5 separate regions of the Mus musculus genome follow, and all the other regions are linked to region 1. Evidence: chromatin loops called from intact Hi-C (ENCODE). Cell type or tissue: left cerebral cortex. All regions are shown on one strand. Each heading gives the region's core, and the rest is flanking DNA. Links, peaks and the distances in the headings are about the cores only. Region 1 overlaps Gm31227 (a long non-coding RNA gene). Region 2 holds the start of Nefl (neurofilament, light polypeptide). Region 3 holds the start of Nefm (neurofilament, medium polypeptide). Region 4 has its middle 43 kb from the start of Gm41189. Region 5 has its middle 34 kb from the start of Nefm.

Evidence for each region. Hi-C counts contacts between places; a loop is a spot of excess contacts. Peaks named below come from ENCODE experiments on the same cell type or tissue, not always from the same donor. Only the 100,000 strongest peaks of a DNase experiment are listed, where the experiment ranks them.
Region 2: it touches region 1 in a loop (4-fold over the local background); 3 of 42 quality-filtered maps call a loop at or near these places.
Region 3: a loop joins it to region 1, with 4 times the contacts of the local background. A loop is called at or near these places in 3 of 42 quality-filtered maps.
Region 4: a loop joins it to region 1, with 11 times the contacts of the local background. A loop is called at or near these places in 29 of 42 quality-filtered maps.
Region 5: a loop joins it to region 1, with 2.8 times the contacts of the local background. A loop is called at or near these places in 13 of 42 quality-filtered maps.

Annotation. Positions count from the first base shown.
Region 1 is chr14:68,491,192-68,497,142 of GRCm38, reverse strand. Gm31227 (a long non-coding RNA gene) reads right to left here. Exons shown (of 3, transcript XR_874755.2): 2 at 1,603-1,751; 3 at 284-1,023. Among named protein-coding and RNA genes, the nearest start is that of Gm41190, 32 kb to the right of the region's middle. In left cerebral cortex, for the core only: a CTCF peak has its summit at 2,834 (motif pointing right); DNase peaks (open chromatin) are centred at 1,683 and 2,833.
Region 2 is chr14:68,081,574-68,087,524 of GRCm38, reverse strand. It overlaps Nefl (neurofilament, light polypeptide), which reads right to left and starts at 3,662. Exons shown (of 4, transcript NM_010910.2): 1 at 2,516-3,662; 2 at 1,427-1,551; 3 at 719-1,038; 4 at 1-217. The coding sequence starts at 3,562. The coding sequence ends at 78. In left cerebral cortex, for the core only: CTCF peaks have their summits at 2,404 and 4,882; DNase peaks (open chromatin) are centred at 3,204, 3,689, 4,512, 4,858 and 1 more place; H3K4me3 peaks cover 3,180 bases; H3K27ac peaks cover 1,566 bases.
Region 3 is chr14:68,120,587-68,126,537 of GRCm38, reverse strand. Nefm (neurofilament, medium polypeptide) reads left to right here and starts at 1,534. Exons shown (of 3, transcript NM_008691.2): 1 at 1,534-2,798; 2 at 3,593-3,717; 3 at 5,154-5,951. The coding sequence starts at 1,725. It overlaps A230070E04Rik (RIKEN cDNA A230070E04 gene), which reads right to left and starts at 2,786. Exons shown (of 3, transcript NR_045897.1): 1 at 1,710-2,786; 2 at 842-1,020. In left cerebral cortex, for the core only: CTCF peaks have their summits at 1,776, 2,903 (motif pointing left) and 4,204 (motif pointing left); DNase peaks (open chromatin) are centred at 3,962, 3,976, 4,075, 4,463 and 5 more places; H3K4me3 peaks cover 4,415 bases; H3K27ac peaks cover 2,194 bases.
Region 4 is chr14:67,990,418-67,996,368 of GRCm38, reverse strand. No RefSeq gene overlaps it. Among named protein-coding and RNA genes, the nearest start is that of Gm41189, 43 kb to the left of the region's middle. In left cerebral cortex, for the core only: a CTCF peak has its summit at 3,058 (motif pointing left); DNase peaks (open chromatin) are centred at 2,614 and 3,000; H3K4me3 peaks cover 348 bases; H3K27ac peaks cover 1,207 bases.
Region 5 is chr14:68,156,149-68,162,099 of GRCm38, reverse strand. No RefSeq gene overlaps it. Among named protein-coding and RNA genes, the nearest start is that of Nefm, 34 kb to the right of the region's middle. In left cerebral cortex, for the core only: no CTCF peak of the experiment used is centred there; a DNase peak (open chromatin) is centred at 2,606.

The DNA.
Region 1 (5,951 bases), core at 579-5,578:
GAAAGGATATTGGCTTGGGGATGTAGCTTATTCAGGGGAGAAATAGGAGAAGGGATGATCTAGGAGAAGGAAAGGACAGATGATCAGGTAGGGAGAGAAGAAGGGGGAGGTAAAGGAGGAGGAGGGGGAGGAGGAAGGGGGAGGAGGAGGAGGACAACGACGGCAATGACAAGATATCCTAGACCCTGGGAGACAGAGACAAGGAACTAGAAAGGTTGAAGCCACACTACTCTGTGTAGTGAGCTCAAAGCTGTCTCAGCTACATAGGGAGAGTTTGTCTTTAAAAAAAAAAAAGGTTGGCTATTCAATGTAGCTCAGTGGTAGAATTCTGAGAATGTTATATGAAAAGTATAAGCATATTTGTCTCTTTCCACATTTTCAGAAGTCATGGAATAGCAGCAAATCCATGTGATAGCTACTTCAGTTTCATTGGCTGTGATTTTTGCTTGAGAGCTGGCCTGGCCATTGACAGTCACAGGCTCTTTAATTATATCTTAATTACTAATATCAACTTAGAAATCATACACAGTAATGTACTGTTATGACTTTTCCAGAATAACTAAGAAAGGATTAGTGAAGCTGCAGAGAACAGAGACAGAGCACTGACCCAGGTGTCTAGGAACAGTCTCTAGGGGCCAGAGAAGAAGTTGGGCTAAACACAGGTGTGGGGCTGTTCGGGTCAGTTGTCAAATGCAGCTACTAACAGAAGGCCACAAAAGTCATCTTGAAGTGAACTGAATGTCATAGGCAGAAGAAGCTGAACTCAAACTTGGGAGTTGGAGCAAGAGTTCTTTTCTTGAATGAGACTCATGTCAAGTAACTGGGTATCCAGACAGCTTGCCTGCCATCCTTTAGTCTGGGCTATTCTGTTTATGTCCAAGATAAGGGAGTTTTCTCTGGTGTGACTGGTAAATGCAGGAACAAGTATTCAACATAAAATCAAACATTTTCAGGTGTCCTTAGTGCTTGGCACAAATGATCAGCCTGTGCCTCCCGGTGTGCTGGCGTGGCTGGTCAATTCATCTGTAAACAGAATGTAGAGTCACTCTTTCTCGTTCTCAAAATGGAGTGACTTAGAGTAAAGCCCGAGAATTTATAAAATGGAGTCACTCAGAACAGGTACAACCTGAGCTGGTGTCTCCTATAGTGCAGAGCAGCTCAGAATAGACCCAGGCTGTTCTCAGTCCCACGACACCAGACAATAGTCTTATATGCAACATCAATGGAAAGGAGCACTTCTGGATTCTCCTGAAAATGAGCCATGTGATGGACAATACCCACATTTTATTATCATGTAGATTCTTTATAAAAGGGTCACCCTCCTTGGTTGTTTTTTTCTATTTTTCTTTGGTGTCTATGCCATAACTCTTCTAAAAAGCTTACCACAACTGTTATTCTATCTTGGGCTTGGCTTTTAATATATACATCTGGCTATTTGTTCCCCAAATTTCTCCTTTCTCTAATTATAACTATGTCTAGCCTTTCTCCAAGCTCCAGCCACGTGATCTCCCCACTACACAAAATCTCTGGACTTCTAACCTGCTTATTCTTTTTAAAGATAATCTTGGGACCTTCTCAAAAGCAAACCCTTTTAGATTTTACCTATAGTCCTCCAGGCTTGTCCAAGTGAATCATCTCACATCTCAGTGACGTCATCTAGTCTTCCCAATGCTGCTGCTGTCAGTACCCTGTGGGATGTTCTGTTTGGGATATTACACTGTCCTCTGTTGATGAGTCATATCCTGTTTGTCCTGAAAAGAGACATATTCATAAGGAAGTGGAGAAAGATGAAGCTTCTGGGTCTCTCGTGAGCATTGTCTCTTGCAAGGTCTCAGTATCTTTCAATTAATTTCTTCCCTATATTTATTGCTATTTCTTCCTCTGGACTGGGCATCTAATTCATGTCCTAGTGTATGCAAGACACACATTCTACTGTCGAGCTTCACTCCCAGACCTTTGATTTTTAACTGGCCTTCAATGTTCTGTAGGAAAAAAAAAAAAAAAAACAAGACCTTTACATGCACCAGTGTCAAGCCCTGTAGCAGAAAAATGGAACAAAGGTGTGCCTTGGTGAAATTGAGCTTGTAGGTTGTAGTGAGGCCAGGAGTGGACCAGCCAGAGGTCACTGGATAGAGAGCAACTGTGAGAATGAATCCAAGTATTGATGTTTCTATCATCCATACATACATTCTTCAGTGTATGGTCAGGAGCCATAGTATTAAGAGTGAAGACTGAAAACCAGCTGAGCAGTGACCATGATATATGTGTCACTGATTCCTCAGTTTTAGGTAGAACACTGTCCAAATCACTGACCTCTAAACTGTGCAGACACGGAGCAACTCATGGAAAATTGGGATGAAATACAGTGAGTTGAAACATGATCAAACACATCGGGGGCTGCTCACTGAGGAAACATGTGGTCACAGAGGGATTGTGAGGAGTACTCGGGCACCTCTCAACCATTCAGGAATATAAGGCAGAATATACATTTATGATATTTTCCAAAGGTTGTGGTGCTAAGGAATCTCAAATATGTTTTTATGTCAGTTTTGTGAGCAATGAAGCTGTGGTGCTACAAAAACGAATTATAGAAATGATCAGTGTAGATTCCTTAATGACTCAAAAGACAACAAAAACTCACCTTTGCGTGTCCCCCACCAGGATTCCGAACATATAATAAGCATGCCTGTTACTATGGGCCTCTCTTCAATTCTATCCCGGCAATGACTACAGAACTCAAAACTCATGTTAAACGTGCTGACATCGGAAAGCTACCTTCTTGACATTCTGAACAGAGAGAACTATTTCTAGCAATGAAGTTCACAGAAGGGACACAAGATGGCGACATAGCTAGCTAAATTTGAGGTGAATGGGATTTTACCAGACTTTCAAAGTGATGAAATAAACCTACTAAAGGAATTGCTAACTTCGCTCTCAATTCTTAGAAATGGAAATTAGTGTGACTTTTTCCAGCTTCCATTTTTTTTCTCTTGGCTACACACCTAAATCAAACAAAGGGAGAAATTGTTGCCAGTCTGATACCTTTGAATAGAGACTTCCAACCAGAAAAGCAAGTCATTTTGCTCTCAACTCTGAAGCTCTTGACACTGGAACACAACAGAACCCAATAATCCAGACTTCTAAATGCTAAAGGGAGATGTAGTTAATTTCTTTCTTTTTTTTTCTATACTATCTGCTCATTTATTTTATGAAGGTCAGCAAGTTAGCATAGCCCTCCGCTGCCATGGAAACCTGAAAAGCCCTTCTACCCCCACACAAGGATGTGCAATGAGTGGTCAAATGGGGGAAAAAGCTGGACACTTGAGGGACTTATCTGACTTGTGGTAGACTGTTGGTGACAATTGATGTCCTTCTGCTAACCATGGCCAAAGAATGAGAAATATTGATCAGATTCTCAGGCTCATTGGAAGCTTCCCGATCACTTTCTAACTGAAGGTCAAGCTTTTAAAAGGCTCAAGAACCTTTCTATAAGGAAATGGCTGTGCTGTGGGCTTGACAGGCTCCATTAATGTCTTTCACAGGACATCTGTAATCCTGAGCTATGTGTAATGGATATTGATTGCTAAGAAAAGAAGATATAGATAACTTTAAGGCTTCAGGGATCTTCAGGGACAAATGGTATGGAAGGGATTCTTGGGAGCACAGGGATGCTAGCTGGGAAAGGATTGTATAAGAACTGTTTTAGAAAATCTCACGGAAATTCCGAAGCCAGAACTGCTTACTTAGGGATATCAGGGATCTGCCTTGAGAAAAACATATTTACCTAGCATGCGCTGTATGTAGGACATTACTCTACGTAAGTAATTAGTTCATTTACATTATTTTATGTAACATGAAACAACTCTATGACTGTTATTTTCAACTGATAGCTTAAAGTTGAGCTATTATTTTCAAATGATAGCTCAAGAAAATTGATAGCAAAACAAGTCAAAGAGTATATCAAGAGATTACTTATCCGTAGTGCAATCAGCTTCTCAAACTCAAAGGTCTAGCCTTAGGAACATGTTTTGTATTAGTCCTCTGATAATAAAATACAGTTTTGATGAGCCAATACGCACATGCATGTGTGTGTGCGTGCACACATGCACACACACACAACCAAATTCAGACTTGTGTAAGCAAAATTATTATGCATCATTCTCAGTCATATTTTTCACCCACCAAACTTCCCAACCCTCTGTGATCACAGGTATGAAATACCATCTCACAGCTGCCAACTAGGAAAACAGAAATCTGAACAGAACTCAAAGCAAAGTCATGATTGCAGGCATTAGCTACCCAAGTCCTGAGCTGACTGATATGACCACAGATTTCCCAGGAAACAAAATGCACTATGAGTGGTACACTGGGAACAGAAAATTTGACCCTAGAAGAGGATATCTGGGAGACAGTAGATCACAGCCTTCCCTTACTCCACTTGCAATCTCCACAAGATAACAATTTCATCTTCAAATTGTCTCTAGCTTGATACAGTCGAGCCTAGAGGTAAGAGAAATGTCAATGGCCAACAGTCATTTGAGCAGGAATTCAGAAAAAAGAAATCACTGCTTATTTCACGGGAAAAGGTAAATAAATGATTTGAGATGACTCATACAGTCATCTAGGAACTTGATGTCAAAACTAAGGATTGGAAGCAACAAGCAAGCAACATCTAGAGTCTGACTCAGGACTGCAGAACACCAGATTCATCAGCAAAGGTGACTGGACGTTAACTCAATCTTCTCTGAAAGGTCTCTAATGTTCACTCTGAAGAAGATATTACCAAGTTCTGAAATGATCAACACTTAATCCTAACATTAACCCCACCTTGGTTTCAACCTTACCTATACTAACCATAACTATAACCTATAAGCCTATGCCAACCCTAAAACTAATCCTAACTCTAACCTTAACCATAAATCCTAATTTAACCCCAAATCTAAACCTAATCCTAACACCAATCTAAATCCTAAATTTAACCTTAAACCTGGGTTGTAGAAATAACCTAAGCCCAGAAATAAGCTAACTGAATCTTAACTCTAACCATCATCCACAGTTCCAGACGTCACCTACCACCCTAACCTTAATGCCAACTCAACCCTAACAACAAAACTAACACTAAACCTAACTATAATGCTAACTTGTAGGTGTCACTTGACCATAACACTAAACCTATCTGAGTTACAAAGCTCACCTAAACCTAACTCTAAACATCAAATTCCATTCCAGAATTCACCAAACACTAACTATAACCCCAATCCAAACCTAACCACAACTCTAACACTAACATTAAAGCTAACCATAACACTGACTTACAGATCTCACTTAACCGTGATTTCCAAAACTCATCTAACCATACAACAACCCTAAACCTAAACCTAATAAAGCCCAACCCTAACCATAACCCTAACACTAACCATAACTCTTAATTCCCAAGGTCACTTACCCTATCCTTAAGGCCAACCCAAATACTAATCCTAGCCCTAACTCTAACCTTAATATTAACCTTGAGTTCCAGAACTCAACTAATCTTAACCTTAACCCTCAGTGCTAATCCTAACTCTAACCCAAATCTTGAGTTCCAGAAGTCATTTCACCCTAACCCCATCTTATCGCTAACTTAACCCAAACACTAACCTTAAGATATAGTCCAACTTTAGCCTCAGTCCAACCCTGAGTTCCAACCTAACCTTAACCCTAACTAATATAACTCTAACCATAACTCTAATCCAAATCTAACCCAAAATGTAACCCAACATTAACCCTAATCTTAAACATAACCCTAATGTAACCCTAATCCTAGCCCCAGCCTACTATGTGATGGACTAGGTAGAAATAAAGAAAGGACAACTTCAATATACAATACAATATAGTGAACACATTTGATTCCTCCATACTGAGGCACTTTCATGCAATATAGAAGAAAAATGAATTCATATGTCCATCAGTAG
Region 2 (5,951 bases), core at 328-5,327, 410 kb after region 1:
TGGAACTCAACTGGTTGGTTGGTGATGAGGTTGACCTGATTGGGGAGAACTTTTCCTGGAATAGTTGGGAATAGGGCTCAATCTTTCTTCTTAGCCACCTGCTCCTCTCCAGCACTCTCCTCTTTCTTCTCTTCCTCTTCAGATTCTTTGGTGTCTTCCTCCTCACCCTCACCACCTTCTTCTTCTTCTTTTGTGTCTTCAGACTCATCCTTGGCAGCTTGAACATAAAAAGAAAATACAAAACTCCAGGGTAGGTCTAGGCAAACCATTTCTACTGAGGCTTTGTGGGCTAATAATCACTATTGTCAGACTGTGTCTAAAAACTTCTTGGCCCCACTCTCCTAAAGGATATGTAAAAGGAGGTTGCTTCCAGGTACTGGAAGCTCATCTCCTCTCCAAGAGCTGCCCTCAGTAATTTCATATGTCTGGCACTGATGTTCTTTAGGGCGCAATCAACTCTTTGTCTTTTGGCCAACATCAAATGTTCCTTTGGGTACCAAACCACTGTGTTAAATGAGTGTACATGAACGTTTTATAATTTACCATCTGTGCTTACTAAACGTGTGTGTTCTCGTTAAATGTGCACTGTTTATGACTGCAAAGCTCACATAGAATTTAGATAAGCAAAGCCTGCATAGGTCATGGATCTCCCAATAAAAATCCACAGCCAATTTGCAATAGAGATTCTGAAAGGGTTTTTTTTTAATGCTTTTCATACCTTCTTCCTCCTCAGCGCCTTCCTCTTCCTCTCCCTCCTCTTTCTCCTTCTCCTCCTCTTCTGCTTCTCCTTCAGAGGGGGGCTCATCCTTGGCCTCCTCAGCTTTCGTAGCCTCAATGGTCTCCTCGACCTCTGTCTGCTCTTCCTGGACGTGGCTGGTATAGTAGGCTGGGAAAGAGCGAGCAGACATCAAGTAGGAGCTGCTCTGCAAGCCACTGTAAGCAGAACGGCCGAAGACCTGCGAGCTCTGAGAGTAGCCGCTGGTTATGCTACCCACGCTGGTGAAACTGAGCCTGGTCTCTTCGCCTTCCAAGAGTTTTCTGGTGGAGAGGGAATGAAGAGTACAGTTAGAGCAAGGCTGGATGTGTTCATTGCTCTAAGCCCACATTCATTACTTTCCTCTACAACCAACCTCAAAGGCAAATACAAGAACAAATACGGTTAGGCATAATCAAAATTTAATAAGGAGTTCACGAGAGACCCCACCCAAAAAGACCTTCTATGCATCCCTATTAGGTTTAAAATATGAATGCTAAGAACAGGGCTTATGTTACTTCAGGGTTAATTCCCTACACATTTGTACCCTCTTGGAGGAAGACCAAAGTAGGACTATTCTAGAGCACGTGGGACTCACTATAACTGCACTGACTGGGTCATCTGCTCTGTCCTGAGCCGCCATGCCCACTGCCAGCACCACCCTGATGTTACCTGTAAGCTGCAATCTCGATGTCCAAGGCCATCTTGACATTGAGGAGGTCCTGGTACTCCTTCAGGTACCTGGCCATCTCGCTCTTCGTGCTTCTCAGCTCATTCTCCAGTTTGTTGATTGTGTCCTGTAGGAAGATTGTTTTAAAAAATTCAAAACACAAATCTCTACTGCATTTGTTTTACTGTAGTATCCATGATAAGTTCTGGTCTTAGTTAACTCCAAAGTGTACACCTTCCAGAAATCTCCCTTAAAATAATGGGGTGGGGTGGGGCATAGGGGGAGGGGTTGGCCTAAAATGCCCAGTCTAGTGAAGCAAGAGAAGGAGAGGAGGAAGAGGAGGGGAGTAGACTGATGTGAACAATTTTGAAAATTGTTCTCAATTGATTATGGTAAGCTGTCTTTTAAAACTACCAAATTGATGATGATATTATTATTATTATTAACCACCCTTGTCACATTTCTTTTAGCCAGGTCGCATTTGGGAAGGGGAATATATATATAGTGTGTGTGTGTTTGTCTAAATAAATATATAAATAAAAATTAAATTATATATATTTGTGTAGCTGTTTGTCTAAAATGCTTCCCCCCGCCAAAGATGAAGAACTTTTTTTTTAATGGACTGCAGTGATTAATTGCTAAAATATTGTGACTGTATTCTTGTGTCCCTATTAAAAAAAAAAACTATCCCAAGGCTGGGTGGCCCAAAACTAGTGAGAGCTAGCAGGCATATTTATTAACCAGGAGATCCAGGAAGTACTGAGGGTAACTTGGGAGTTAAGGGTTGTCAGTAAAGAGAAGGCATTACTTGGCAACGCCCAACTCCGACTCCCTCCGCCCCTTCCTCCCAACTCACCCCTAACAACCCTGATTCAACCAGAACAAGCAATCCCCAGGCAGCAGTCGCGCCCCGCCCCCTCCAAATGCCCCATCCTTTCCACAACCTCTCGGAAGCCAAGCCCTCTGATAGCTGCTCTGTGCTCTAGAACCCCCTAGCGTTCACTCTCTGGGTACACCCTGACTCCCCCCCCCCCCGCCGCCGCCCCTACCGTGGACCTCCCCACCCCCACTGAGCTTAAACCGTACTATACCTGCATGGCGCTAATGTCTGCATTCTGCTTGTCCTCTAGCTCCTGCAGCTGCTTCTCCAGAGCTTCGTTCATACCCCGGCAGGCTTCGATCTCCAGGGTCTTAGCCTTGAGCAGGCGGCGGCTTTCCGACACCTCGTCCTTGGCAGCGCGCACAGCGTCGGTGTTCTTGGCGGCGCTCTCGGTTAGCACGGTGAAGCGGCTCTTGAACCACTCTTCGGCGTTCTGCATGTTCTTGGCGGCCAGCTTCTCGTACTGAGCGCGGATGTCCTTGAGAGCGGCGGAGAGGTCGGGCTTGGAGGACACGTCCATCTCCACGGAGATCTGAGCATACTGGATCTGAGCCTGCAGCTCGGCGATCTCTTCCTCGTGCACCTTCTTCAGGAAAGCTATCTCGTCCATCAGGCTGTCGATGCGCTTCTCCAGCTCGGCGCGGGCGAGCGCGGCCTCATCCGCACCTTTGCGCGCTTCCATCAGCCGGCCCTCGGCGTCCTCGCGGCTCAGCACTTCTTCCTCATAGCGAGCCTGCAGGTTGCGCAGAGTCTCCTCCAGCCCCTCGCGCTCGCCCTGCAGCGCCTGCTTCTCGTTAGTGGCGTCTTCCGCTGCCAGCCGCAGATCGCGGATCTCCTGCTCGTACAGGGCGCGGAAGCGGGAAGGCTCAGAGTGTTTCTGGCGCAGCACCAACAGCTCGGCTTCCAGGACCTTGTTCTGCTGCTCCAGCTCGTGCACGCGCTCGATGAAGCTGGCGAAGCGATCGTTGAGGTCCTGCAGCTGTGCCTTCTCTTGTGTGCGGATAGACTTGAGGTCGTTGCTGATGGCGGCTACCTGGCTCAGATCGAGATTCTCCAGGCTGGGCATCAAAGAGCCAGAGCTGGACGAGTAGCTGCGGCGCACGGACAGCGAGGAGGAGACCGGCGCGGAGTAGCTGGAGTACGCGGAGCGCGCCGTGCTGTAGCCGCTGCGCACGCTGGAGATGTGCACCCGGGGCGTCTCCACATAGCGCCGCTTGTAGGAGGTCGAAAAGTACGGATCGTAGCCGAACGAACTCATGGTGGCGGCCGGTGCGCCCCTCAGGCCCGGGGCGGAGATGGGGGACCTAGAGAGAAGAACGGGGGAGAAGAGGGAAAGGGGAGGATGGATGGCTGTGTGCGGCTCGGCGCGGTCCTGCCACCTCTATTTATACGCCGGGACTCTGACGCAGACTGTGATCGATCGCCGTGCGCAGGCCAGTGGGGGCAGCGCGTTGCTGCAGCCAAGGGGAGGATTCTGCGCAAAAGCAAAGGCGGGGGCGAACGACAGAAGGCTAGCGAGCTGCGGCTCCAGCCTGGCCGCTTTTCTATGAGGACCCCTACTTTCTCTGAGACCCCCATAACTTCCCTGCTTATTCTTTTCCTTTCCTATTCCCCCGTCCCATCCTGCCTCTTAATACCTAAAGCCCACATCACTAGGACTCTTAAATGTTCCAAATAAAAAGGTTCGCGATCCCTACTGACACATCAACTTTTAACATCCAATGTCACAAAGACACCTTCACCCCACCCCACCCCACCCCACCCCACTCCCAGCTTTCCCTTTTTGCCTCAGGGACCCTCTCAAGCACCCTGATTCGTGTTTAAGCAGCACGTTTGGGTTGCTGACAATAGCTAATGTTCTTGCGGCATTACTGCAGGAAAAGTTTTGCATGTCTTTGTAGCTATTTTCTGACGTTTTCTTAAATTCGCCCCACTTTCTCCTGCCTCCTTTTATTTTTATTTCTATTTCTTTCCGTATTACTCTTCTTCTCAATACATAGGGAAATTGCACCACTACACACCATTGGAACCGCAGGACAGCGGGTGTTCATTTTGGCATTTTAAAACCTTTACAGCAGTTAATTTGTCTGACACCTTTCATAGAATTTCCCCTTTCTTTGTGAGAAATGTAGTCGGGAATGCTTAGGAGGGGTTGGAACCAGCCAGGTAAAGATTTGCAAGGCAAAAGACGGGCGCGCTCGGCCGCGGGAGAACTTCAGGGTGCCTTTATCCTCACTGAGCTATTCATACTTCCAACGCCTCAAAAGCCTCTTCTCCTCTTTTTAACACCTGTGTGGTACCCCAACCTGATGGTTTCAACAAGCCATGAAGGTAGATGGGGAGAGAGAGAGAGAGAGAGAGAGAGAGAGAGAGAGAGAGAGAGAGACTGCTGCAAAGGGCTACCCGCTCTGGGTGTGGTCTTCAGGAAGAGAACGCTGCATGGAGCCTGCTGAAATTCACAGATAATAGATACACTTAGGAACCTATGGGCTTCCTTCAGGGAGCACCCAGATACCAGAGTGGGCACGCCAAACGCACGTGGGTGCAACATTTTCATACTCGCGTTGTGAGCGCCTGCAGTTCCGAAGAGATACTGCAGATTTGTAAGAAATAACTAAAACCTTTAAGCAAGCATTTGGCGTTTTGTTTAATTTGTTCAATGTATCGCTGGCTTGCTGATTCCTTTAAATGGCACAGTGGGAGGTTACCGTTTTCAAGTAAAAAGTAGTGAAATTTTTGGAGTTGTACTCGGTCGCTTCTGGAGACCAAACAGAGGATGAAGGGAGCTTAATTCTGTATATTCCTTTCTCGTGTTACACATACTGTGATTCTGATAACTCGCCCCTTCAAAGAAGAAAACTGGGCTGAAGCAGAAGACTTCTGTAAGGTTGCTGGTGGCTTAAAGCTGTTAAGTCTAAGCCATATTAGAAGCCCACCCGTGTTTACACAATCTAAGCTTTCAAACCTAATCACCAGGCTGCCTGAGTGTGGCTGGCATACAGAGCCAAGCGTTTCTTCAGATGGTTCTCTGTAGCCTGTATCTTCTTTTTCTCATTCATCGCTGAACAAGAGGACTGAAGAGGTTGGGAGGTGGGACAGAGAAAAAAAGTCTTGAATAAGCCATGGCTTTTCTTCCTTCCCATTACTCATATAGAAGAGGAGTTTCAATTGTTTCCCCCAAGCTCGCTCCATGTAACTTCTATTATTTCAATCTTTTGTAAAGGTTGGGTGTGGTTCATTTCCATTCTGCCAGTGCTTTTCCGCCAGAGTTACAGGTCATTCTCAGAGATCTTAGGTGCTCGTGTGTGTGTGTGTGTGTGTGTGTGTGTGTGTGTGAGAGAGAGAGAGAGAGAGAGAGAGAGAGAGAGACAGAGACAGAGACAGAGACAGAGACAGAGACAGAGAGACAGAGACAGAGAGAGACAGAGAGAGACAGAGACAGAGAGACAGAGAGAGAGACAGAGACAGAGACAGAGAGAGAGAGAGAGATTTCTATTGAGGGGCAGGGCTCCTTGATAATGCCTTTGACTGCAGAGCAGACTGCCCACAAGGGAGTGATGCATCTGGTGCTGCAGGGGCCGGGAGATGTTGCAGAGAAAATAAACTATAGGGCACCTTCTGTGGTCCAGTAGGTAGCAGGGAGATGA
Region 3 (5,951 bases), core at 578-5,577, 370 kb after region 1:
CTGTGACACCCCCCACCCCACCCCCACCCCCACCCCCGCAGGACTGCAGTCCATCTCTCACTTTCTCTGTCAAGACTCTGAACTTTTTCACTCTGAATCTTCCCAAACTGTAATCCAAAATAGAAGGACATTTTCAGTTCAAATATACAGTCAAAGGAAACCCCTGTAGAATGTTTGTTTAAATAAGCATGCTTAAGGGATGGTGGGTCCAAATCGGTCATCAAAATCAACATAAGGAAATAGGTTGCGTTTTTAAATGGGGGCAGAGGGACCACCTGGCTTATTCAAGACTGAGATGAGGCTGTCCAGTTACCTTTCAATTAATTTAAAACTAATTCAGTTGCCCTGTCGGTTGTAACAGTACACGTAAGTAGTACCCAGACAGAAAGATGACTATGCAGTTTTCAAACTTAACATACACACTATCTCCCTGGGTTTTTTTTTTTTTTTCATCTCGGATTTCCCCTTCCCGGTGAGTAGTTGACCTTCAAATTTCAGGCCTTGTGTCTCCTCCTTCCCTAACATCCCTCACTTATTGGTAAAGTCAAACTGGGTTTCAAGTCTCTATTTTCCTTAACTGAGTTGAATGGCTTTTAGTTGATTTCAAAATCTGCAGTCTGTTCATTGTGCCAACTCTGCACTGTCTTAGTGTGGGATTTCCAGCTTGTTCCCTACAAACAAACAGCCCCTACAAACAGGTTTAATAGTATTCACTGGAGGAGATGAGCCAGAAGTGACCCTCCTCTGGACTCTGGTAGGCTGCGAACCCAGCAGAATCCCATGGGCACGCCTGGGCGCTGTCCTTGGTGCTGCCGGATCCTTGGGCGTCACAGCGCCTTACCTGCTGGAAGCTGCAGTCGTCCCCCAACAGTTAAGCAGACTGGAGTGCCACTTTCCACTTTTAACACAAATGACTACCCCGGCCTGTCTTCTTTGTCCCCTTTCCGGAGGTTTCCGGCGGGCCATTCCTCAAAAACTCTCTCTTTTTTTTCTTCTGCATAACTCTCAGCTCATCTCTTGCTGCTTTAAGACGAGGAGTGGGGGGGGGGGGAGACAAGAAAGACAAGGATGGATGGGGGAACAAAAAGAGAGTTGGGGGTTAAGGGGTGAAAGTCGAGGCTGCAAAGAAAAAAAGTCCCAGGGGAAAGGGCTTCAAGGGAAATGCCGGATGAAGAAAAAAAAAAAAAAGTAGAGGGAGAAGGGCCTCGTGGAGAGGTGGGAGGGGTGTGTGTGATAAAGAACAGCGGACCCTACGGCCAAAAGTAAGGAAGAAAGAGACTAAGAGGTAGGGGGCCAGACGAAAGTCAGGAAGCCAGAGAAGAGCTGCTCAGAGGGCCGAGAGTGGCGAGACAAAGAAAGGGCGCTGGGAAAGGGCACTTGCGCCAAAGCTGTGAACTGCAAACTGCTGGTGAAAAAGCAGAGAAGGGCAAGCTACCGGGTGACAAGAGGTCTGGAACTCAAGGGGACGCTAGGAAAAGGCCGGCCCGGCGACACCCAAGTGTGGGGTCCAGTGTGGTGCGGGCCCACGTGGAGCGGCCGCTGAATCACCGCAAGGCTTGTCTCCCCCTTCCCCCCACCCCCGGCCCGGTACCCGCAGTCCCCGCCTCCTCGGCCGCCGCCTCCACGGGGCGGGGCCCTGGCCCGGGACCAGCTGCTCCGCTATAAAGGGGCTGCGGCGAGGCCGGCAGAACGCTGTGACAGCCACACACCCCAAGGCCTCCAAGATGAGCTACACGCTGGACTCGCTGGGCAACCCGTCCGCCTACCGGCGGGTCACCGAGACCCGCTCCAGCTTCAGCCGCGTGAGCGGTTCCCCGTCCAGCGGCTTCCGCTCGCAGTCCTGGTCCCGCGGCTCGCCCAGCACCGTGTCCTCCTCCTACAAGCGCAGCGCGCTCGCCCCGCGTCTCGCCTACAGCTCGGCTATGCTCAGCTCGGCCGAGAGCAGCCTCGACTTCAGCCAGTCCTCGTCGCTGCTCAACGGCGGCTCCGGCGGCGACTACAAACTGTCCCGCTCTAACGAGAAAGAGCAGCTGCAGGGGCTGAACGACCGCTTCGCCGGCTACATCGAGAAAGTGCACTACTTGGAACAACAGAACAAGGAGATCGAAGCAGAGATCCAGGCACTGCGGCAGAAGCAGGCCTCGCACGCCCAGCTGGGTGATGCTTACGACCAGGAGATCCGAGAGCTGCGCGCCACCCTCGAGATGGTGAACCACGAGAAGGCTCAAGTGCAGCTGGACTCCGATCACTTGGAGGAAGACATCCACCGGCTCAAGGAGCGCTTCGAGGAGGAGGCGCGGCTGCGGGACGACACCGAGGCTGCCATTCGCGCGCTGCGCAAAGACATCGAAGAGTCGTCGATGGTTAAGGTGGAGCTGGACAAGAAGGTGCAGTCGCTGCAGGATGAGGTGGCTTTCCTGCGGAGCAATCACGAAGAGGAGGTGGCCGACCTGCTGGCTCAGATCCAGGCGTCGCACATCACGGTAGAGCGCAAAGATTACCTGAAGACAGACATCTCCACGGCGCTGAAGGAGATCCGCTCCCAGCTCGAGTGTCACTCAGACCAGAACATGCACCAGGCCGAAGAGTGGTTCAAATGCCGCTACGCCAAGCTCACCGAGGCGGCCGAGCAGAACAAGGAGGCCATTCGCTCTGCCAAGGAAGAGATCGCCGAGTACCGGCGCCAGCTGCAGTCCAAGAGCATCGAGCTCGAGTCGGTGCGAGGCACTAAGGAGTCCCTGGAGCGGCAGCTCAGCGACATCGAGGAGCGCCACAACCACGACCTCAGCAGCTACCAGGTAGGAACCGCGGCTGCGCGGCCGGCCTGCGCCAGCGCCAGCGCCGCGCGCCCCCGACACGACACTCGAGAGCGCGCCCAGAGGCCCTCTTGGTCGCGCTCCCTGGTGGCCGCATTCCAGTGCGCGCACGAGCTTCGCAGACGCGGGTTAGCCAAAGCCCAAGGTCTGTGCTCCGCCCCTCCTCCTTGTCCCACCCACTTGCCGCAACTACTTAGAAATTCCCATCTCCTTCAAAAACTTGCTTTCCTACGATAGATTTTACTGTAAAAGTAAAAAGGCACATTCTGGTCGTTGAGAAACACACCGTTTAATAAGCAGGAGCACAGATAGTCTCTTGTATTCCTGCCTCCTTCTTCGCTCCCCTTCCCCTCCCCCACCCATATCTCCACCCCTCCTCCTCACCCCCTTACTCTCCACTCCCCCCCCCCCCCGCCTCCAGCCGCGATGGGCGGAGCTCTCAAAGCTGGCTTCAGTCCAAAATTTGGGCGGGGATTGGGGGGGGGGCAAAGTCCGCTAGGGACCTTCCTCAGATTCCTCAGTGCTCCCTTCTAGGGGCATTCTAGGCTTGCCAGTCTCCGTGTGTGTTGTGCCTAGGAACTGTCTGGTTGATTTTTGTTGCTTTGTTTTGAATTTTACTATCATAAAAGAAGGAGGGATAGCTAGGAGGGATGTCTGCGAGGCTCATGGGACTGGCGGGGAAGGGGGAATTCCGGGGGTGGGTAGGAAAGGGCTCGGGGCAGGGAATAGCAAGTGTCTTGTGAAGGAAGTTTCTAGAGACTCCCTGTACCTTTCAGGACACCATCCAGCAGTTGGAAAATGAACTTCGGGGAACCAAGTGGGAAATGGCTCGTCATTTGCGAGAATACCAGGATCTCCTTAACGTCAAGATGGCCCTGGACATCGAGATCGCCGCGTACAGGTACAGGATCTCTGCAGACTTGGTCCAGACCCTACAGGCACTGCAGAGGCTGCTGCGAACAGCCTTCCCCACTTAAACCAAAGCTGGCCTAGTGAGACAGGCTCAGAGCCCTGACTCCCCAGCTCAGTTACGAACAGAATCCTAAGTATTACAGATACAGGTTTACCAACCTACTTCAGCTTTAAAGAGTGACTACGGAGAAGATCGGGGAGGAGGGTGGAACTGGGGGAGGGAACCAAAATATATTGTATGAAAAAGCCCAAATATGCACCAAAGAATAGTACTTTTGAGTTGCTGGGGGCGTAGCAATAGGTTTAAATTTTTGTTTCAAGCGTCTGTATGTCTGACAAGCAGATGAAGTTTTCATTTTTAGTATTTCATCTGATGGTTCTCTTTTATAAAGCCAAGGACAAACACCAGGTCATGCTTCTCTTCTCTTTCTGTTACAGCTTACTGTTGCCATCCTCTGGCTGAGACTAGATATAGGCACACTAGAATATAGGTGCACTTACTTTAAGTCTATGGATAATATACATGCATTCAATCTGGATAGAAATGTAAATTTAATATATATTTATCTACATATGTAAAGTGTGATACCCTCATATCTAGATCTAGACAAGCGTGTATGTATAAAAACATATAGAACTAGACATATAGGCAAATATAGGTTTGATCTCTTTATCTGTAAACTGGTTCTATCTAGGTCTCCTGAGTAATGCTGTCTTTCTGTTGGCCAGACTCAAAGCATACAGCTCTTGAGGAGGCAGTCACTTCCTGTAAGGCTGTTACAGCAAGAATAAGCTGCACTGTCTTTTTAAGGGAACCAAACGACTGTACCAAGAGACATTCTGTCACTGAACAAATTATAATTTGCTTCACCTATATTCGTATGTAGCTATAATTTAAATTCATCAACATTCTGACTTATGCTCAATAGTTTTAATTTTAAATTGAACATTTTATTTGCTTTTAAAACTCATAGAAATCTTGGCAATTCAAATGATGAGGGAGGACACCGTTTGGGGGACAAAGTGGGTTGGCCACTAGAGACCATTTTAGCACATTCATACTACACCTACAGCAACTGCATGCCTGCCGCGCAACTGCATGCCTGCCGCGCAACTGCATGCCTGCCGCGCAACTGCATGCCTGCCGCAGAGATGCATTTACTGACTGGGTGTGGTTAGTTGTCTACTGGGAGTGGCTAGGCACTACAGCAGAGGACTGTCTGGCACTCTTGGAGAATCTGCCCCAGGATATGATAAACATGTTGATGAAATGGCAGTAAGCACTCACTGCCCTGGTAGAAAGAGTATTTCCTTACGTGGTTCTATTTATTCAAAAGTGCCCACTACATTAAGCTTGTGGTAATGAAGATTAGAAGACCAAACAAGTCTTTCTTGATGTCTCATCCTCTTTGGTTCTCTCCTTAGGAAACTCCTAGAGGGGGAAGAGACCAGATTTAGCACATTTTCAGGAAGCATCACCGGGCCTCTGTACACACACCGACAGCCCTCAGTCACAATATCCAGTAAGATTCAGAAGACCAAAGTCGAGGCCCCCAAGCTCAAGGTCCAACACAAATTTGTGGAGGAGATCATCGAAGAAACTAAAGTGGAAGATGAGAAGTCAGAAATGGAAGAAACCCTCACAGCCATCGCAGAGGAGTTGGCAGCCTCCGCCAAAGAGGAGAAGGAAGAGGCCGAAGAAAAGGAGGAGGAACCAGAAGCCGAAAAGTCTCCCGTGAAGTCTCCTGAGGCTAAGGAAGAGGAGGAGGAAGGGGAAAAGGAGGAAGAAGAGGAAGGCCAGGAGGAAGAAGAGGAGGAAGATGAAGGTGTCAAGTCAGACCAGGCAGAAGAGGGGGGATCTGAGAAGGAAGGCTCCAGTGAAAAAGATGAAGGTGAGCAGGAAGAAGAAGAAGGAGAAACCGAGGCAGAAGGTGAAGGAGAGGAAGCAGAAGCTAAGGAGGAAAAGAAAATTGAGGGAAAGGTTGAGGAAGTGGCTGTCAAGGAGGAAATCAAGGTCGAGAAGCCTGAGAAAGCCAAATCCCCTATGCCCAAATCACCCGTGGAAGAAGTAAAGCCAAAACCAGAGGCCAAGGCCGGGAAGGGTGAGCACAAGGAGGAAGAGAAAGTTGAGGAAGAGAAGAAGGAAGTCACCAAAGAATCACCCAAGGAAGAGAAGGTGGAGAAAAAGGAGGAGAAGCCAAAAGATGTTGCAGATAAAAAGAA
Region 4 (5,951 bases), core at 444-5,443, 500 kb after region 1:
ATTGCCTTAAGGGCAGGCTGTAAATTAATAAATAAACCGGAGGGCCTAAAATCCAGGCTTCTATATGTATTTTTGCTTTCTGTGTTTCAGTCTGTGATCATGGCAGTCTGAATATATCAAATGGAAAATTCCAGAAGTAACCTACTCCTTAAGTTTTCAATTGCACAACATTCTGAATATCGCAGGGGAATCTCAAGACATACTGCCCTAACCTGCCCAGGACATAAATCATCATCCTGTTCCAGGGTATATGCACTGTATATTCTACCCTCCTGATGGGCTAGTACACACGAGTTATCCAACTGTCACAGTACCTCAGTGCTTATGATAAAATTAACTCTATCTTACCTAATAGTTTCCTCAACACACAAGAAAAAAAGTGAATATGCCAAGAGAAGACTCTTGAGTGAAAAGATGAAAGTTCATCCAGGTAGTGGTGGCACACCCCTTTAATCCCAGCACTCGGGAGGCAGAGGCAGGCAGATCTCTATGAGTTCAAGGACAGCCTGATCTACAGAGTGAGTTCCAGGACAAGCCAAAGCTACACAAAGAAGCCCTGTCTCAGAAAACAAAGCAAACAAACAAAAAAAGATGACAGTTCATTACGGCTGTGTACTGGGAAAGGAGCAGATTCAGGGCTCGGGACTATCTACGCCCCACCCCTTGCTGCAGAGCTAGTGACAGTTGGTAGGTGCTGAGGGAGGGGGATATCATTCTTCCCTGAGGGTGTGGCCACTGTGGGTTCCCAGGCACATATGCACAACACCAATCAGAATTAGTGGGTTATGACACACCAAGAGAAAAGAAGACGGGAAGATGGGAGAGGCAGTGTTGGGGGTGGGGGGATATAGAGAGTTGAAGGGGAGACGTAGAGGGGTGTGTATGATCATGTTTCCTTGTATATGAATATGAGATTCTCAATAAAAAAGTAAAACAGAGAGCCTTTTTGATGATTGTGTTCTATTGTCTTATATAAATATGCTACCAGTGATCTATCCCCCTACTGAGGAAGAAAACACTGGACCTCTGCATCCTTTAAATACCACATGGAGAAAAAAGAGTTCTGTTGGTCCCTGTGTTTCTTCTCTGTGACCAGGTCTGTCCAATGGTCTAGCTTAGGTACAGGTGAGATGAATGTGGGAATTATAAAAGGAACTTCCTGCCAAGCAACTTGGCAATGAATGGCGAGACCCTGCTCCCTTTTCTGGGCCCTGTGGTCACTAACTCAGGAAGAATAACTCTTTCTAGGGGTCCCCACACAAGTTAAAATGGGCTTGGCTACATAGGTGAGAATATAAGAAGAATTTTACCCTGGAAATAAGGCTGAGTTTTCAGCAGCCAGGATAGTGTAACAATGCTGTTAAGAAATATAATCTAAAAATCTCTCCCTCCCCCTCCTCAGACTACAGCCCTGGAGCTTGGACTGACTAGTGGAGCCCCAAAGGAAGCTGGCTCTTCAACCATTAGTAGCATCCTGGGTGTGGCCAGTAAAACAGATAAGTCAGCGCTGTGACTTTAACAGGGCTGAACTGGCTGGCCTGCTGCAGGCTTGACTGCAGCGAGCTCTGCAGTGCAGCACCTGGCTGAGCCAAGGCTGTCCCAGCACCTCCCCTGAACCCAGGGCTCTCAAGCCGCCCCCAGCCTGCAAGCAGCAGGACCTTGGTGAGCTTTGATTAGGCCAAGAGCTCCTGGTGGCCTTAGATTAATACCTGGGGGAGAAAAGACGCAAATTCTGCTTTCTTTAAACGAGGCACTGTTTCAATAATTCATCAGAGGCAAAGTGGTTAATGGGAAACAAGTAATTCCTAAAGCTTGGGTCAAAGAGCTTTCAGACACAGCGTAGCATATCTGCAGAATATTCAAGAAAGCCCTTGAGCCTGGGGGATATCTCTATTGGTGAAGTGCTGCTTATCCCGGGATCATATATCACAGGACCTGAATTTGAATGCCTAGAACCCACATTTAAAAGCTAGGAATGCTAGCAGACACCTGTAATCCTAGCACTAGAGACACACAGAAGACATGAGAGTCCTTGGGCTTGCTGGCTAGCCAATCAAGCCCAATCTGGGAGCTTCAGGGTCTCTTTGAGAAAGCCTGTCTTTAAAAAGCAAAGTAGGAGAGAACAAAGGAAGATGCGTAATGTCAACCTCTGTCCTATAAACACACACACACACACACACACACACACACACACGTCCTGAATCCATATGGCTTTGCTTTCTTATTTTCACACTAACTGGGAATGTTTTCTGCTATGATCGTGATGTCTTGCCAAGATTTACTTAACCTTGTGTGGCAAAATCTCTACAAGTAGAAGCAACGCGAATCATCTGAGAGATAGGAGACAAGCGCCTTCTGAGGCAGGTTTCTCTGCTCTGTCACTGCTGGCTGAAATGTTCATGCAAGCTGGGTGCCTAGAGAGTGTCCGTCCATCAGCTGTACCCCCACTTCCCTCTTCTCCCTCTACGCGTTCTTTATATAAGATCTCCTCGCGGTTACATAAAGATATATGGAACACAGAGCCAATTAAGTGTCTTTCCACGCCTCTTTCATCTTCCCACACCTTCCAGCTCTCCTAACAGAGATGAGAAACCCAATTAGGCCGATTAAAATAGCAGGGCTCTGTGATAGCCCCGTGTAGGCGCTGCTGCAGAGTACTGTATCTTACAACCTGCAAGAAAAGGCCCAAAATGGAAACAACGATATTAATATGCCCCCATTCCTGTTGGATCATCATTTAGCTTGTCAAACTAACTCATCACGGCAGAGCCGAATGTTCTAGCCCCTTCTGGGATGCTCGGGCTTGTGTCTCCCTCCCCCTTGTCCTGTTAAGAAGGAAGCGAAGCATCAGGCAGAAAATAAAAGGGTGAGAATCTCAGAGTTTGGCTTTATTTGAGCATTTGATCGTAGGCTAATTCTTACTATAGCCAATGACAGTGCCCACAGAATGAGAGCCGAAAAATTACCCATGTCCGTGGGTAATGCGTGGGATTAGAGCAAATGGCCTAAATAGCTTTCCAGTTCATATGTTTGGAGGGTTCTGCCACCTTGTGGTCAAATGGCGCCACTGCAAGATGCTGAGGTCTCTCTAAGTCTGCATATTCAGGAAGAAAGTCTTCATATTCAAAAATGTATGTAATACCTACCTCCGCAGAGGTACCTGCTCCGGTGGGGTAAGGTATATTTAGGGTGCTTTTCCAAGTTTGATGTGGAAACACTTTTGACTCTGTCATCAGGAAGTTTTTATTGGGGTTTTATTGAGAAGTACAACCCTTAAAGGTTGTACACGTTATATAGAGACAGAGATGACATCTGCAGTAGTTTGAATAGGGACGGCCACCATAGACTCATGTGTTTGAATGATTGTCCCATAGGAAGTGGAACTATTAGGAGATATAGGTATGGACTTGTTAGAGTAGGTGTGGCCTTGTTAGAGGAAGTGTGTCACTAGAAGGGCGAGCTTTGAGTTCTCCTATGCTCAAGCTATGCCTAGTGTGGCAATCTCCTATTGCTGTCTGTGGATCAAGATATAGGACTCTTGGTTCCTTCAATACCAATATCTACCATGACTAAAATGGACTAAACCTCTGAAACTGTAAGCCAGCCCCAGTTAAATGTTTTCCTTCATAAGAGCTGTGATCATGGTGTCTCTTCACTTAGACAACATCTTAGGTCCTCCTAAACTAGACTGACAGAAAAAAAATGTTGGTGGATTTAGGCAGGCTTTTCCCTTACATTACACCTTGAGATGAATGTTCAAAATAAAGAAGAAAAGACACCAGCTAAGTGACATCCTAGACACACAGGTTTTACAGCTTGCTGAAACAGCTGTCTATTGTGACTTCGAGGTAACTGAGACCATCACACACCTGATGATACATAATTTTCCAGGATCGACAATGGTTATTAAGATATATATGACAAACTCCACATGGATAGAAAGTCAGTTAACTGCTATGCACATAATAAGCACCTACAGTAAGGCTCCTCCAGGTAGCTAACTGTCACCTTAGAAGATGAGACTGGATTCTGTCTTGTGTCTCAGGAACCAATGATCTGGTCACGTGACTTCTGGTCCCCTCCACCCACGTGCCTTACTTTAGATTTCTGGTGTGGATGAAGTCTGAGAGGGACGGGAGGGACTGACACCTGAGTCTTCTGTGTTCTTGACTCTCTGAGGATCATTTCAGCTAAACATTCGCCCTCTGTAACCCCCCCCCACCCCGTTCTCTGATAAGAGACTGTGTTGCCTTTGCCTTACAATGCAAAGGCAGGTTCTCAAAGAGCTAAGGAGGTCTGGAGTTAACAGAGCGAGGGAGATGGTGAGTGCAGCTAGGGTGAGAGTGTGGATGGAATAGAAACAGCTATGTGGTGATTGACAGCCTCAGGTGATAATACTTATGCAACGTAAGAAGTTCCCTAGCATCTATATGCACCATGAGTTGGAGAGATGGCTAAGCCATTGAGAGCACTGGCTACTCTTCTTGAGGACCGGGGTTCCACTCCCAGCTTCCGCAGGACAGCTCACAACTACCTGGAACTCCAGTTACGGGAGATCTAGCATCCTCTTTGGGCTTCTGTGGGCACAAATGGTGAACAGGCATACATGGAAGCAAAACACCCTTACACACAAAAGATTAAAAATAAAAAAAATTGAAATTAATAAAACAATATGCAACTCATCCCCCCCCCCCCCAGGTGCACATAACAATACTTTCCCATGCCAGTGGTCAGCCAGGGTCACTCCATCTAGTAACCTTCCTCCATGAGCTTGTCTTTCCAGATTCTTGCTCTCCTCACCCCCAAAAACGATTTTACATACTGGCTCCAGACTAATGGATTCCCTCTCTTTCCTCTGGCCATCCAGAAATGAGTGGATGAGCCTGAGGCACTGGGACTGCAAACATATGCTATAGAACCTGTCAGTCTCAGAGGGCATAGAGCCTCCCCCACTTCTTCTGATACCCCAAAGAAGGAAATCCCACTCTGCCATGTGTACCTGAACCTCCTCAGACGTTCAAACACTGCTGCTGTCTGTCCATCTTTGTTGTTACGGACTCTTTCAATAAACCTCTTACCTAAAAAGACAATCCAGGGCTGGAGAGATGGTTAAGAGTACTGCCTGCTCTTCCAGAGGTCCTGAGTTCAAATCCCAGCAACCACATGGTGGCTCACAACCATCTGTAATGAGATCTGACGCCCTCTTCTGGTGTGGCTGAAGACCAGTGTACTTATGTATAATAAAATAAATAAACCTTTAAAAAAAAAAACAGATAACTCAACTCTTCACCCTTCACCCCACGACCTTCACCCTTCACCAACCACTTACACTTGGTTTTACCAGGAAAGGGTGGCAATTCCAGTATGTCAGTTAATGGCTTGCTAAGCTCCTGGTTTGAGGTGACTCTAAAGCTCATTTGGGGGATAATGAACTCATTAAATATGTGGGCGGGGACTTTGGTTTTACTAGTCCTTGGAGACTCTGACAACCCAGGATGGTCACAGCGAGTAGGAGTACAATGTTTTGAATACACTGAGACTTAACAAAAGGTAAGTGTGGTCGGTGGGCAGCTGAGCCACTCAGCTGTCCCCACTCAGATACCATATTCACAAACAGTATACTCTACCCTGGAAACAATGGACTCTCAACCCAGGAGCAAGATGGGAGACCTGAGCTAGAAAAGGTTAAACTTGGAGCATGCTCCCTCCCACTTCCTCCCAACCATATCCCCACCCCCCACCCCATCCCCACCCTGCCCTAAAGTACTCTGCCCTTTGGTTTGTTGTCTTCAGGCAGGTGGCAGGAAAGACTGGCTTCTGTGGCTATTTCAAGGTCATCTTACAATACAGTTCAAGTCAATGACAATTGAAATCGATTTGCCCCAGGACAGGATGACACCCTGTAGGACGTGAGTCAGGTTATCTGAAGGTTTCTACAGCTAAGGACTGGC
Region 5 (5,951 bases), core at 359-5,358, 330 kb after region 1:
AGGCAATGATGCCTGATGAGAATGCAGTGGCTGGATCAACAAATGGGACCTCATAAAATTTCAAAGCTTCTGTAAGGCAAAAGACACTGTCAATAAGACAAAAAGGCCACCAACAGATTGGGAAAGGATTTTTACCAATCCTAAATCTGATAGGGACTAATTTCCAATATATACAAAGAACTCAAGAAACTGGACTCCAGAAAATCAAATAACCCTATTTAAAAATGGGACACAGAGCTAAACAAAGAATTCTCAACTGAGGAACACCGAATGGCTGGGAAGCACCTGAAAAAAAAATGTTCAACATCCTTAATCATCAGGGAAATGCAAATCAAAACAACCCTGAGATTTCACCTCACACCAGTCAGAATGGCTAAGATCAAAAACACAGGTGACAGCAGATGCTGGCGAGGGTGTGGAGAAAGAGGAACACTCCTCCATTGTTTGTGGGATTGCAAGCTTGCACAACCACTCTGGAAATCAGTCTGGAGGTTCCTCAGAAAATTGGACATAGTACTACCGGAGGATCCAGCAATACCTCTCCTGGGCATATATCCAGAAGATGTCCCAACCGGTAAGAAGGACACATGCTCCACCATGTTTATAGCAGCCTTATTTATAATAGCCAGAAGCTGGAAAGAACCCAGATGCCCCTCAGCAGAGGAATGGATACAGAAAATGTGGTACATTTACATAATGGAGTACTACTCAGCTATTAAAAACAATGAATTTATGAAATTCTTAGGCAAATGGATGGATCTGGAGGATATCATCCTGAGTGAGGTAACCAAATCACAAAAGAACTCACTTGATATGGACTCACTGATAAGTGGATATTAGCCCAGAATCTTAGAATACCCAAGATACAATTTGCAAAACACATGAAACTCAAGAAGAAGGAAGACCAAAGTGTGGATACGTCATTCCTCCTTAGAATAGGGAACAAAATATCCATGGAAGGAGTTACAGAGACAAAGTTTGGAGCTAAGATGAAAGGATGGACTATCCAGAGACTACCCACCGGGGGATCCATCCCATAATCAGCCACCAAACCCAGACACTATTGCATATGCCAGAAAGATTTTGCTGAAAGGACCCTGATATAGCTGTCTCTTGTGAGACTATGCCAGTGCCTGGCAAATACAGAAGTGGATGATCACAGACATCTATAGGATGGAACACAGGGCCCCCAATGGAGGAGCTAGAGAAAGTACCCAAGGAGCTGAAGGTGTCTGCAACCCTATAGGTGGAACAACAATATGAACTAACCAGTACCCCCAGAGCTTGTGTCTCTAGCTGCATATGTAGCAGAAGATGGCCTAGTCGGCCATCACTGGTAAGAGAGGCCCCTTGGTATTGCAAACTTTATATGCCCCAGTACAGGGGAACACCAGAGCCAAGAAGAGGGAGTGGGTGGGTTCGGGAGCAGGGCAGGGAGAGGGTATAGGGGACTTTCGGGATAGCATTTGAAATGTAAATAAAAAAAATATCTAATAAAAAATGGGAAAATCAAAGAGAATGCAGTGGCTGCTGGGAGTGGTTGGGGGTAGAAAGGTGAAGCAAGGTGAAGGGACTTTAGGTTAGGGAAGCTACTCTGTAATGGTGGGTGCATGAAATCTGCCTGGTGTCCTTCTAAACTTGTAGGATGTAGATGATATACCATCAGGAGTGAGACCTAATGTCCACTGTGGAGGATATGTAGAATGAGTTCACTAGCTGTTACAGGCGATCCACTCTGATGAGGGACACTGATATTAGGGAGACTGTTGATGTAGGAAGCAAGGGCTCTGGGGTAATCTCTGAAAGACTAGGGCAGATATACATGCAGCTGTCATCTTCCCCTGTGTGATGCCTAGCTTAATTGTGAGCTTGGTACACGCTAGAATCACCTGGGAAGAGCATCTCCATGGGCATGTCTGGGAAAGATGATCTTAAGTTCATTGATAGGGGAAGACCCAGTGTACTGTGGGCAAGCATCATTTCCTAGGCAGAAAAGAGGACTAACAAGATCAAGCCCAGAATAAATGGCCAAAAAAGGGTTTATCCATTCAAATGGCCAAAAGAGGGTTTATCCATTCATTTCTCTTTGTTCTTGTGAATGTGATATCACTAGTTGTTTAAAATTACTGCCTTGAGCTCCCCTCTAACGATGAACTATAGCCTGCATTATAAGTCTTTTCTCCTCCAAGTTGTTTTTTGTTGGGATATTTTATTGCAGCCACTGAAATGAAAATAGAACACTATGTCACCACTAAGACAGCTGTCATTACATTATGCCAATGACCTCTTGGCTGAAGTTCATCCAAAACACAAGCGATTACCTCCCTAGTAGAGTTGTGCAGTCTAGTCGTGTGTGTGTGTGTGTGTGTGTGTGTGTGTGTGTGTGTGTGTGTGTGTGTGTGTACCCACATGTCAATCTAGGTGAGAAAAAATAATAGCCAGTGTCAGCGAGCTCCTATAACACCTATAAGGAGTCTTCCCTAGAGATAAAGTTAATAACATCTGTTTCACTTGCCAATTTGGGAGACAGAACTGTGGCGCTATTTCCTGAAGCAGGAACAAATCGCCACCTCCCACAGGAATGATCCCCTTTCCCCGGAAACTGAGAAAGACAATCACAAAATTGTGGCACAAGAGTGGGCAGGAAAATGACTCAGGTATTGTGTCTTCTGTATTGTGTGATGCAAGGCATCACTCTGCAGATGGAGCTGGTGAGGTTATGTTAGGAAAATCCAAGTGTGCCTTGGCTCAGGACAGGACCTCTGACTGTGAGTATGAGGGCTTCCTTGCCTCACTCAAGATATGTAGCCTACTACATATCTTCCAATGTTCTTGATTACTACACTCCACTTAATAGACCAACTAACAACTTGATACACAGTTACTGTTCTTCCTCTGACCAACCAACCTATCTTTATTGAGATCTATGCTCAGGGATTGAGCACTGTGAGAGTTTTAATTGTCTACTTAACACAAGTTAGAACCACTTAGGAGTCTCTGTAAGGAATTGTCTCGGTCAGGTTGGTTGTGGGCATGTCTTGGGTAGAGGTTGTCTTGATTGCCTTAGTTGATATGGGAAGGCCCCATCTAAAAGTGGACGTCAGCATATTCTACTTTGGGGTCATGGACTATGTAAAGAGTAGGGCAAGCTTACTGAGTGTTGGGTTGGACACATTTATTCTCTCTCTGCTCTTGGATGTGACACAGCCAGCTGCCTTGACTTCTGGAATTCTGAGCCAAATAAACGCTTTCTCCCTCAGGTTGAATCTTATCAGGATATATTATCACAGCAGCAAAGGTGAAACTAGGCCAGTAGCTGAATAAACTAAAAGTCGGCTCTTAAGAGGCCCAGGACTTCCTCACTAATACCATTTTCTGCCAGCAGCCACAGCCTAGAAAACAGCAGCATTATCTATTTTGCAAGAGGTAAAATGAGTCAGAATAATTTAAGAGATAAATAGTAAAACATGCTAAACACTAAACTCAGGAAGTGCTCCTGCCAGGAGTAGCATTTTACTTGGTCATGGGAAATAAAATACAGTCTAAGAAAATCTCTACACAGGCAGGCAGCATGCCATTCATCTATTCTCTCTCTAGAAGGCGCCTCCTCCCAGAACCACACAGCACCAGTGGTACACTGCTGACTGGGAAACCCCAGCTCTCCAGAAAATCAAGGAGACCCATTCCATGTGGTATGTATTCAGTCACAGAACCTCCTGCTGACTGTATAAAAGTGAGCCCCTCTCACACGGTGGGGACATAGTTTAGTGGTAGAATATGGTTTTCTATCTTGAAAGGGACCATAGGTTTCATTCCTTAGCACCAGAGAACCATAGATGGGGTGGGATGATGGAAGAAGGGAGCAGGATTGGTGATAACACATAAAAATCATATTCTGAGCAATATCTAACAAGGCATGGAGTATTCTTCGCAACCATCCTTAACTCTGAGGAGAACCAACACAGGGGCAATGGGGACACAGTGGAATCAACAGAAAATAGGCCACAGGGAAGAGAAAAGCACTGCTCCAGAGAGGCTGTGGGTCAGACCTGATTGAGCATACTCATGAATTATGCAAAGATGCATATCCACGTATGCTGTTAGCAATGCACTTACTTATAATAAAAGAGAAGCAGAATAAATGTCATGAAAGCCTTCCCTGTAGTGTTTGCTCTCAGTGAACAACTTCCATCCTTTCCCAGGAAATCAAAGACCTAAATTTCAGGTATCGGACTTAGCCCCCAGCCCATAGGAAGTGTTTGATTTTCATTTTTTACTCCTTCCTCTGCCCTCAAGACCACACCTCTCTCCTATTAATACTCATTCAAATTAGTTGGGTAATTTCTTACACGTGCACGTGTCATTGTAAAATGTAGCTTTATGTGTCTACTACATAGGTTCAGTTTACATGAATTCTGTGCTTTACAATTTGCTGTAATTCTTGTTTCTTTTTGTCAGGTCCCATGATGTGTAGCTGTTACATGGTCTCACAGATCTGTACAGTATTCCACCAAATTCAATCTCTTCTTTACATCTCTCTGTCCCACTAGTTACATTGCACGGTTACATGGCTTCCATAAACTCCCCTATACCGAATTTCTGCAATGCTGTGAGCTTCTCTGTAGTAAACACCTCCAGACGGATCTGCTGCTGTGATGAAGACTTCTTATCAAAAGCAGCATTTCCTGGGGTGGAACTTATTTGTCTTACACTTCCAGGTCACATTCTATCACTGATAGAAGTCGGGGCAGAAGCTCAAGCAGGAACTGAAGCAGAAACCATGGAGGATGCTGTAGACTGCTTCACTCTTAGCTAGCTTTTTAACACAGCCCAAGACCCCCTGCTTAAGGAATAGCTCTGCCCACAGTGGGATGGAGCTCCCCCGTCTCAGTGAAAAAAACAAAGACAGTTCCCCCACAGACAGCCACAGGCCAATCTGACTGGGACAATTCTTCAAATGAGGTTCTCTTGTCCCAGGTGACTCCAGTATGTGTCACGTTAACAACAAAAATTACACTACTGCAATGCCTGTGGCCGTGTCCAAGCAGAAGATGAGGAGGCTAAGGGCACATGGCTTGGCCACCCACTTCACTGTGGGATCCCAAGAAGAAGTGATGGGATATATTGGTATTAGAAACCCAGAGGAGCCTTTGTTTTACACATGTGAGTCTCTGATTTGTATCTTCTAAAGTCTTACCCATTTCTCCGGAGGAATGCAGATGAAGAATCACCAGAAAAATGGATTCAAAAATAGAGAGAAGAGGAAACCTTAAATACAGGCTGTGGCTGATGAGTGTCCACCAGTGAATTTAACGGTCTGAAACAGTTGATTACTTGATAGAAGAGCAGCAGTCTCAGAAAACGTGCCTTGTGATGCTATCTGCATCCCTGGATCCTTTAACTATTATGTATCTTTATCACAGACCCATTAGTCAAGCGTCTATAAGACCTAAGGCTATCCACATTAGATTCTGGCTTAATTTGTCAAGGTCTTAAAGAGAACAGTTCTATTAGCAATGGCATTTTTAAATCACATAATAGAATTCAGCTGCAATAGCCAGAGGCAACCAGATACAACTACAGTAGTATAAAAAGCTTCCAGATAATATCTATTTTCATAAAAAAAATCTATCATCATGACCATTTCTCTCATTGTATGCACATTGAGATGTGCCAGGCAGTATCTCTTTCACCAAAGGCAACAGTCCTGTGTAACTACTTTTTTAAATTTATTTTTTTATAGAAGACAAGATGGTAAGCAGGAATATGAGAAGGGTATAAATTTGCATCTGCAAGATATCTGCCTAGAAGTTATTGATTTTATCTTCCCCGAATAGCCTATTAAAAGGAAACACTTCTTCTAATGCTTCCAGGCGACCTGCAGGAAATCATTACTAGTGGGGACTGTTGTTTTATGGGTCTTTAGGATGGGAGCTTTAAACACGAACATG